Linked DNA regions of Homo sapiens: region 2 is linked to region 1. Evidence: chromatin contacts called from ENCODE Hi-C or POLR2A ChIA-PET data. All regions are on one chromosome and are shown on one strand. The core of a region is the stretch at or near the end of the contact, and the rest is flanking DNA. Distances in the headings are between cores, read along the strand shown.

Region 1 (5,263 bases), core at 1,117-3,616:
AAAACTCTGTCTCAAATAAATAAATAAATAAATGAAAATGCTAAAAAGACAGCAATGAACAAACTAGACAAAAACTCCTACTTCATGAAGTTTCCATTTTTACACTTGTTGTCTCCTTGCACCCAAGGAGTACATCTTTCTTTTCTTTTTTTTTTTTAAGACAGAGTATCACTCTGTAGCCCCAGCTTGAGTGCACTGGCACAATCAAGGCCTATTGCAGCCTCAACCTCCCATGCTCCAGGATCAAGTGATCCTCCCAGCTCAGCCTTCAGAGTAGCTGAGACTATAGCTAATTTTCCCTTGAAACAGGGTCTCGCTCTGTCGCCCAGGTTACAGTGCAGTGGCATGATTCTGGCTCACTGGAGCCTTGACCTACAGGATTCAGGTAATCCTCCCACCTCAGCCTCCCAAGTAGCTGGGACTACTGGCTTGTGCCACCATGCCTAGCTAATTTTTGTATCTGTTGTAGAGACAGGCTTTTGCCAGGTTGTCTAGGCTGGTCTCCAACTTGTGGGCTCAAGTGATTCGCCCGCTTCGGCCTCCCAAGGTGCTGGGATTACAGCCTTGAGCCACTACCTGGAGCTAATTTTTTATTTTATTTATTTTCAATTTTTTTTCTTTTTTTTTTTTTTTGAGACGGAGTTTTGCTCTTGTTGCCCAGACTGGAGTCCAGTGGCACTATCTTGGCTCACTGCAACCTCCACCTCCCGGGTTTGGGTGATTCTCCTGCCTCAGCCTACCAAGTAGCTGGGATTGCAGGCATGCCACTGTGCCTGGCTAATTTTGTATTTTTAGTAGAGAAAGGGTTTCACCATGTTAGCCAGTCTGGTCTTGAACTCCTAACCTCAGGTGATCCGCCCACCTCAGCCTCCCAAAGTGCTGGGATTACAGGAGTGAGCCACCACACCCGGCCTTTTTTTTTTTTTTTTTTTTTTGAGACGAAGTTTCGCTCTTGTAGCCCAGGTAGGAATGCAATGGCGCAGTCTTGGCTCACCACAACCTCCACCTCCTGGGTTGAAGCAATCCTCCCACCTCAGCCTCCCAGGTAGCTGGGATTACAGGCATTCACCACCACGCCCGGCTAATTTTGTATTTCTAGTAGAGACGGGTTTTCTCCATGTTGGTCAGGCTGGTCTCGATCTCCCAACCTCAGGTGATCCACCCGCCTCAACCTCCCAAAGTGCTGGGATTACACGCGTGAGCCACAGTGCCCGGCAATTTTTTTATTTTTTTTGTAGAGACAGGGCCTCAGTATGTTGCCCAGGCTGGTCGCGAACTCCTGGGCTCCAGGGATCCTCCAGCCGCAGCCTCCCAAAGCGCTGGGATTACAGGTGTGAGTCACTGCTCCCGGCCTCACCTTTCGACCTCTGCTCCAAAACACACTCTTTGTTTTTCTTGAGAAACCTGCTGATAAATATCTGTACTTCGATGCTCCAACACTTTTTGAGCGACTATTACGTGCCAGAAACTATACAAAAATAATCAGGCAAGGACTCTAATCTGCAAAGCTCAGAGGAAACTGGAGAAGATAAACAATAACACAGTTCACTGTATCAACAGAACTATGCCCAAAATGCTAAGGCAGCATCTTAGCCGGAGTGTGGAACTTTAGAAAATCTTAGTAAAGTTCCACAGAAAAGTTGTTTTTCTGCAGTTCGTAGTTCGGTCAATAAAAGAACGAAATTCAGCGCACTTTAAAAATACACAATGGCACAGGATCTGAACACTTGACATTGTAGAGAACTGCTGGCTGCTAATAAATATAAGGACCTAATCATTTCATTGATGCCAAAATAGTCTCCAGTACGTTTACACACAGCCCTAAATTTATTCAGGCGTCTCTTCTGGAACGAGATGTAAGCTGATTTTGTATTCATTTGCCCCGTCTCCCACCACTTTAGGCCAAAAGTGCCCTAGTCGAGCATGAAATCTTCACAGAAGTTGAGAGTCCCCATCGCCCTAAAGTCGAAGCTCTATAATCACCAAGGAGGGTATAGTGACAATCTAAAACTAATACACATTCCCTCTCCTGGACTCTATGCCCCTAAAGTGGCCCCCATGGGACATCTGCAAGAACCTCCTCTCACAAACTGGCTCCCCCAGTTGTGTCCCGCCCCCTCCTTTCCCCTACAGTCACTTACCCTCGGTTTCCCCCTGAGCTTTCATCCTGAAGGCGAGGAGAAGCTAGATCCGCCACAAAAGGATAAGCCCTTCCCCACCACTAACGGAGGAAACAAGTTGGCTCGGGATCCCGGGACGCAGGGCACCAGCAGTCCCTACTCTTCCCGGGAAGGATCAATCTGAAGTCCCCGGCGGCAAGAAGAGAAGGGTGCTCGAGGCCGCCGCCATCTTCCCCAACGGAACTTCCCAAAATTCGCGAGATAAACCGTGGTCCTGCCAGAGAGAGGAAGAGGACAGGGCATCGAAATCTCGCGAATATTGGTCAATGCGTCGGCCTCGCGAGATTTCTTTCAGCGCAGTCTTCCCTTTGATCTGAGCTGTCTCAGGCCTCGCGCCGCTGGATATTAAACCTGCCGGCCGGTAGCTTTCGGCTCCCCTGCGGAAACCGCCATTTTTTTTTTATTTTAGCAGTTAAACAGCTCGCAAATTAAAATCTCCAGATCCCTGTACTGAAAGACTAGCTTTTCTTTTTTTTTTAATTTTTTTTTTTTTTTTTTTGAGATGGAGTCTTGCTCTTGTCGCCCAGGCTGGAGTGCAATGGCACGATGTCGGCTCACTGCAACCTCCGCCTCCCGGGTTCAAGCGATTCTCCTGCCTCAGCCTCCCGAGTAGCTGGGATTACAGGCACCCGCCACCACGCCCAGCTATTTTTAGTAGAGACGGGGTTTCGCCGTGTTGGCCAGGCTGGTCTCGAACTCCTGACCTCGCTGTCCGCCCGCCTCGGCCTCCCAAAGTGCTGGGATTACAGGCATGAGCCACCACACCCGGCCATGACTAGATTTTCAAAGGCTATTGGTATCAGGAGTGTCTTATGAAAGATAAGTTTAACCTGAGATACTAGATGCAATAATTACATCCTAAGAAAGATAGTGGCGCATTGTAACATGACGTTCAAAGCGAGCCTATAGCACAGTTAATTCCCCTTTTCTCATTTTTTTAGTTTCAAAACTATTTCTGGCTAGGCGCAGTGGCTCATGCCTGTAATCCCAGCACTTTGGGAGGCCAAGGTAGGTGGATCATCAGGTCAGGAGTTTGAGACCAGCCTGGCTAACATGGTAAAACTCCGTCTCTACGAAAAATACAAAAATTAGCCAGGTGTGGTGGTGCGCTCCTGTAATCCCAGCTACTCGGGAGGCTGAAGCAGGAGAATCTCTGGAACCCGTGAAGCGAAAGTTGCAGTGAGCAGAGATCGCGTCACTGCACTCCAACCTGGGTGACAGAGTGAGACTGTCTCAAAAAGAAAAAACTGTATCCTTTACTATCCTCAAACTAAGTGTTCTTCACTTAGTAAGCATCTGTGGAGTCCTAATATGTGTATATTTGGAGCTGCTAATACAAACATGAAAACACGGCTGGTCGCGGAGCTACTCAGGAGGCTGAAGCAGGAGAAGCGCTTGAACCTGGGAGGCAGAGGTTGCAGTGAGCCGAGATCATGCTACTGCACTCCAGCCTGGGTGGCAGAGCAAGACTCTGTCTCAGACAAATAAACAAACATGAAAACACAACCCTAGCGCTTGATAGGCTAATCTTATTTAGAGTTCCGAAAATATGATTGGTCACTATAATCATAGGGGCTCAAAATTTTTTCATTAATTATTATGCCCTAAGTACCAATGCCAGATACCCAACTACACTTTATCATGGAAACTCTATACAAATAAAAAAAAAAGTCTGTACTAAGTGTTGCTAGGAAATTTTTAACTTTATAAAGCTTATAAATAAACTTTACTAACTTCTGGTTACAGAATGGAATGAGAAGTTATCATTTGTCATCTGAAAATGCAGATGAGAGACACCATTGGAAAAGTTCTACTCTAGAAGATAAGAGAGCAATGTCCTTTGGGAGGCTGAGGCAGGTACTTGAGATCAGGAGGTCGAGACCAGCCTGGCCAAAATGGTGAAACCCCATTTCTACTAAAAATACAAAAAATTAGCCGGGTGTGGTGACACATGCCTGTAATCCCAGCTACTGGGGAGGCTGAGGCAGGAGAATCGCTTCAATCCGGGAAGTGGAGGTTGCAGTGAGCCAAGATCGTGTCATCGCACTCCAGTCTGGGCAATAAGAGCAAGACGGAGTCTGAAAAAAAAAAAGAAAGCCATGTCATTAAACAAGAAAAGTATTCAAGGTACATATAGGAACAGTATACATAGGAAAATGGGTACAATGGGCAAATTGTAAGTGACTAAGCTTTGAAGGAGGCGCCAAAGGACTCTTTTTTTTTTTTTTTTTTTTTTTTTTTTTTTGAGACAGTGTCTCGCTCTGTCGCCAAGGCTGGAGTGCAGTGGCACAATCTCGGCTCACTGCAACCCCCGCCTCCTGGGTTCAAGCAATTCTTCTGCCTCAGCCTCCCAAGTAGCTGGGACTACAGGTGTATGCCACACCACCCAGCTAATTTTTTTGTATTTTAGTAGAGACAGAGTTTCACTATGTTGCCCAGGCTGGTCTCGAACTTGAGCTCAGGCAATCCACCCACGTTGGCCTCCCAAAGTGTTACGATTACAGGCATGAGCCACTGTGCCCGGCCCAGAGGACTCTAAACCTAAAATCTAAACTAACAAATTGGTTTGTTGGGGAAAAAGAGCTATTGAAACTTTAGTTAAATATTTCTTCTTGTGTACAGCCTAAATGGAAACTTTCTGACTTGTTTTAGTAGATTTGCAGGCTAAGTATTGCCATCACCTGACTGATCACTTGGGGTTCACAGAGTTGCCCTGACTCTCTGCCCTTGAAGGTTATGCAAATAAAGCAAATGGAGCAGTCCTGGAATTTCTGAGTTCAAAGTTTTTCTGTATAATGAAGCAACCCTTATTTTACAAAAGCACAGATTGGATCAATACCTGCAGTTTACAGTAGATATTGTATTTTAAAATTTAGATACAGCCTGAGATTTTCTGCTGCAGAATTTTATTCACCAAAAAGAGGAATACCATGTTAGGGAGATTATCTAAAAGAAAGAGAGAGAGAGAAAGAAAGGAAAAGAAGGAAGGAAGGGAGGGAGGGAGGAAGGAAGGGTAGTTCAATACAAAGTACTGGTTTAGTATGTAGAAGTGAGGTGTCCCGGCTCCAGGCACTTTCTACACT
Region 2 (5,263 bases), core at 1,539-4,038, 2.5 Mb after region 1:
ACAGGATAGAAAACAAGAGATTTGCCACTAGAGCATTCTGGCTTAGAGACGGGAGGTTGAGACAAGGAATGTATACAACATAATAAAAATAAGGCCTCTGCAAATTCACCAATAAAGAGAAGGCAAATGGCTCACAAACCCAGGGAGTGGACTCAGTAGAGATAAATCGCAACTTTAGTGGTTCAGTGAGGTCTTCTGTTTTTTTGTTTTGTTTTGTTTTTTTTTTTTTGAGAAGGACTCTGGCTCTGTCGCCCAGGCTGGCGTGCAGTGGAGTGATCTCGGCTCACTGCAACCTCAGCCTCCCAGGTTCAAGTGATTCTCCTGCCGCAGCCTCCTGAGTAGCTGGGATTACAGATGCACGCCACCACGCCCATCTAATTTTTTTTGTATTTTTAGTAGAGGCGGGGTTTCACCATGTTGGTCAGGCTGGTCTCGAACTCCTGACCTCGTGATCCACCCACCTCAGCCTCCCAAAGTGCTGGGATTTACAGGCATGAGCCACCACGCCCGGCCTTCAGTGAGGTCTTAAAGTCTCTCTAAGGCAGTGGCTCTTAACCTCTTTGAGGCCTCAGACTCTTCTGAGACTGAAAAAAACCCCAGAAAAAGGTACACAAATCCAATTGTGCATATTGTTTCAAGGTGCTCACCTGTGACAATGATCCGATGGCCCACAGACTGACCACCAGTTAAGAACATTTGCGGCCAGGCACGGTGGCTTGCGCCTGTAATCCCAGCACTTCGGGAGGCCAAGGAGGGCAAATCACGAGGTCAGGAGTTTGAGACCAGCCTGGCCAATATGGTGAAACCCTGTTTCTACTAAAAATACAAAAATTAGCCGGGCGTGGTGGTGCACACCTGTAGCTACTGGGGAGGCTGAGGCAGGAGAATCGCTAGAACCCAGGAGGCGGAGGTTGCAGTGAACCGAGATCCACCACTGCACTCCAGCCTGCCGACAGAGCAAGACTCTGTCTCAAAAAAAAAAAAAAAAAAAAAAGAATATTTGCTCTAGTGGAATCAGCAAATACCTACAAATACCTATCTGGGTTTGGGACCGCTCCCCAGAACGTCTTAGTCTGCCTCCCCAGTAGCTGAATGTGCTGTCAAACAAGTAACAGATGATTGGGCTGAGCTTGGACTCCAGGAACTGTTACTTGGTAACAGCTAAATGTGTAAACCATTTGGGGGAAATCATGCCAAGGAACCTGAAAACACACACATACACACATTCTCTAAGGGAGGGGCCTTATGAGCTGAATGGAGTCTTTCTGCAGACGGGTGAGTGACCCAGGATTGAGTTCACTTTTAGCAGACACTGAGAGAAGCAGCCCACACAGGAGGCTGAATGAAAGAAGCCTGTTCCCCAGAACACGCCCCTGGGACACAGCCAGGGGAAGGGAATCACTGGGGATGCTACTAAGGGTGCCTCTGGGAAAGACAAAAACACTCATTTGAAGGTTAGTATCTGCAGGATTGGGACTTACGTATGTAGGTATTTATTTATTTATTTTTTGAGAAGACAGGCAATCCCTGGAGTAAATTCTAGAGAGGCAGAATTCTGTGAGTGCCCCTTACTGCGGCAGGCATAGTGTCAGAACGGGGATGGAGCCATAAGCTGTCCAGTGTCTGAGGGGTCTTCCCACTACCGCCCCCCAAGCTGTTTAGGAAGGTTTCTAAGAGGTGAAAATCACCCATCTGGGCAAATGAGACCTACCAGCTGTCCCTCACCCCACATTTTAGTTCAGCTGAGCCAGCTGAAAACACAGAGGAAAGTTAAGGGTGGAGAGGAGTAGGCTAGCTGGCCAAACTGTGCTGTGCACTTTTCCTTATCGTCTCTTCCAAAATCCTCTTCCCAGGAAGACCTCCAGGGACCCCATAACGGCAGAACTCGGCACTGCACGGTATCTGCCAAGGTTGGAGACCGCGGCAGGCGCTGGGACTGGCCCATTGCCAGGCTCGACAGGAGGGCGGCGGCAGCATCCTCCAGCCCCTTGAGGACCTTTCCCCGGCCAGACTTGGCGTCAGCTCAAGGGTGGGGTGGCACCCCGGCCATCTGTCACTTAGGGGCTGGACTCGACGATACCTCCAGTGCGAGGAGGGTCCTTGCTGCGAGATTCCAGTCCTCGCGGCGAGACGAGGCGAGGCCTCGGGCACCCTGGGGCAGCCTGGCCCCGCGTGGCCCGCCCCGGAGGCGCGCATAGCTCATTCTCTCCACTTGGGCGTGGAGCTCAATTTTGTACCCACGGAACCAAGAAGGGCCTGAGCCCGGCCAGTGAGGAATCGGAGTGGGACCAGTCGCCACCGCTTTCTCTACTTCCCGTCCCGGCATCCGATGGGGGAACCCGGATGGAGCCAAAAGGCGTCCCGATGAGCCCGAGGAGCCTCGATAGCTGTGCCCGGGAGGGGTGAGGCGCGCCAGGAGGGGGACCATGCAATGTGGCAGAGGCAGAAGAGGCAAGGATGGCGGCAAGCCCCATGCAAACTCCCAGGAACTGGAATATGTGTGTGTCGCGCGGGGGGAGGGGAGGGGCGTCGACACGCGGCCACCGGCCGGGACCCCGGGCGAAGGCTAACCTAAAGCTAAGACCCTCAAAACTTCCGAGCAGGGCGCGTGGGCACCGAGCCCGCGTCGGGGAAGGCGGTTCCGGGTTGGGGGACGGAGGCAGGAAGCTCCTAGGGCGAGCGGGCTCCAGCCAGCGAAAACAGCCTCCCGTGCTCACCTCTGCCGAAGTCCGTGCGCGGCGCTTCTTCCACAGGCCCGACGAACCCCGCAAAATCCGGAGCACCCCAGCAGCCGGTAGCTTCCCGGGATCCGGCTTTTGTCCCGGCCCAGCCGGACTTTTCCCCGCCCCCATCGGCTCGCGGCGAGAACGGCCCCGCGATTGGCCACACGCGTTCCCTAGCCTGAGCGCCAGGGCTCCTCCCAATTCGCTGCTGGCTTGGCTCCGCCCCACGAGGGCGGGCCCCGGGGCCTGCTGGGACTTGTAGTCCCGCTGGCCCATCCACCGCCTCTTGGGAGCCTGCGGGGCCGGGGCGGGGCCCCGGGTGGGGAGATGGGCCGGGCTAGGCTGGGAGGAGAACGCGCGGTGCTGGGGGTTGTGGCCTGATCGCTTGAGGGGCTGGACAGATTGCCACTCGGGGAGTTGGGGGAGGGGCGGGTAGGATTAGCCCAACTGGCTGTAACGCAGCTTTGGGACCTGGAGTACCCTTGCTCCTTCCCTTGGGAGAAACGGACGTCTGCATCTCGGCCGCACCGAATCCGATTGCTTAGACAGTCTCCTTAAGCAGCAGTGTCTGGCAGGCCGCTTTCCTTTAGCACGTGGAGCCTCTCTCCTCCCTGGACTCTCCCCACTGGGCCGATGAGGCAAGGCTGAGCCGAGGCTAACAGAGCATACTTCCCAGTGTGGGATAAGGCAGGGGCCGCGGTAAGCAAGTGGGGCTAGGAGGGTGCAGGCACAGCGCTGTCCGTCCCACTCACCTGCTCGCCTCAGCACGGATCAGGGCGGAGCTAGGAATTCAATGCGAGATTCCAGCGAAGGGCTGGAGCCATCCCAGACAGTCTCTTGTTCCCACCAACCACAGGCTTAGACACTGGAATGAATGAACTGCTGTCTCCCCCTTCTCCATTACCTGAGACAGATCGAATTTTCCAAACCAAAAACTGGGACATCCAATCTGACAGGTGCTGGTGAACTTGTGGGGCAGAATATGTGAAATCAGTCCTGGAAATCAGGACATGTATTTACCACTCTGACATGCTGCAGCCTCCCTCCCTACCTGCACCCCAACCCTGTAGGTCCGGAGCTGCTCCCTAAGCCTAACAGCTGTCTAGCTCCAGGAAGGAGGCCAAAAGCGTCCACTGACCGACTCAGGTGAAGAGGTCAGCCCAGAATGCAGGGAAGCAGCAGGCCTGTCCCCCTGCCAAGCACTTTGGGTCATACTCACACTGCAACAGTGTTGCGACATTTGCAGACAAAATCTTCTCCAAGACCCCCTCCCCCAATCCTGTTGCTGCCAGGAGTAAGGTAACTGAACTTGCTACCCATGCCTGAATCAAGTGTTCCCTGATGATGTCACTTTCTGGTCCCTTCCCTCCCATTCATCTTTTTGAAATAGCAGTTCCTTATCACCTCTCTTCTCTTGTCCTAAAATGGGGGTGGCCAGTCTTGGTGGCTCACACCTGTAATCCCAGCACTTTGGAAGGCCAAGGTGGGGGATCACTTGAGGTCAGGAGTTCAAGACCAACAAGGCAAAACCCCATCTCTACAAAAAATACAAAAATTAGCCAGGCATGGTGGCACACGCCTATAAATCCCAGCTACTCTTGAGGTTGAGGCATGAGAATCGCTTAAACCCGGGAGGTGGAGGTTGCAGTGAGGTGAGATTGCACCACTGCACTCCAACCTGGGTGACAGAGAAGGATTCTATCTCAAAAAAAAAAAAAAAAAAAAAAAGATACACTCCAGGCAAGGCATGCTGTCTCATGCCTGTAATCCCAGAATTTTGGAAGGCCAAGTCAGGCAGATTGCTAGAGCCCAGAAGTTCAAGTACAGCCTGGGTAACATGGTAAGAGCCCCCACCACCACCATCAAATCTCTACAAAAAATAAAAAGACCGGGCGTGGTGATTCACATGCCTGTAATCCCAGCAATTTGGGAGGCCTAGGTGGGTAGATCACCTGAGTTCGAGGTCAAGCGTTCCAGACCAGCCTGGCCAACAGGTGAAACCCTGTTTCTACTAAAAATACAAAAAATTAGCTGGGCGTGGTGGCAGGTGCCTGTAATCCCAGCTACTCAGGAGGCTGAGTCAGGAGAATCGCTTGAACCCAGGAGGCGGAGGCAGGAGAATCGCTTGAACCCAGGAGGCGGAGGCAGGAGAATCGCTTGAACCCAGGAGGCGGAGGTTGCAGTGAGCCGAGATCGCACCAGTGCACTCTAGCGGGGGCAACAAGACCAAAACTCCATCTCAAAGCAAAAAAAAAAAAAAAATTTAGCTGGGCACTGTATCGGGTGCCTGTAATCTCAGCTACCTGGGAGGCTGAGGCAGGAGAATTGCTTGAACCCAGGAGGCAGAGGTTGCAGTGAGCAGAGATCGTGCCATTGCACTCCAGCCTGGGCCACAGAGTGAGACTCCGTCTCAAAACAAAACAAAACAAAACAAAAAAATAAACAAAAATTAGCAGGGCATGGTGGTGCACACCTGTAGTCCCAGCTACTTGGGAGACCGAGGTGGAAGGATCACTTGAGTCCAGGAGATCAAGGCTGCA

What was found. Hi-C counts contacts between places; a loop is a spot of excess contacts on that map. ChIA-PET counts read pairs that join two places held with the same protein, here RNA polymerase II (POLR2A). Pooled maps may share reads with other maps.
Region 2: a loop to region 1 is called in a pooled map, with 9 times the contacts of the local background. The contact joins the promoter of ACLY here to the promoter of MED1 in region 1. A Hi-C loop is called at or near these places in 8 of 50 pooled maps. POLR2A ChIA-PET finds 5 or more read pairs at or near these places in 2 of 52 experiments (A549 and BJ).

What each region holds. Positions count from the first base shown.
Region 1 is chr17:39,448,897-39,454,159 of GRCh38, forward strand. It overlaps MED1 (mediator complex subunit 1), which reads right to left and starts at 2,367. Exons shown (of 17, transcript NM_004774.4): 1 at 2,142-2,367. The coding sequence starts at 2,166.
Region 2 is chr17:41,916,163-41,921,425 of GRCh38, forward strand. ACLY (ATP citrate lyase) reads right to left here and starts at 2,789. Exons shown (of 29, transcript NM_001096.3): 1 at 2,718-2,789. RefSeq lists silencers at 2,192-2,431, 2,912-3,171.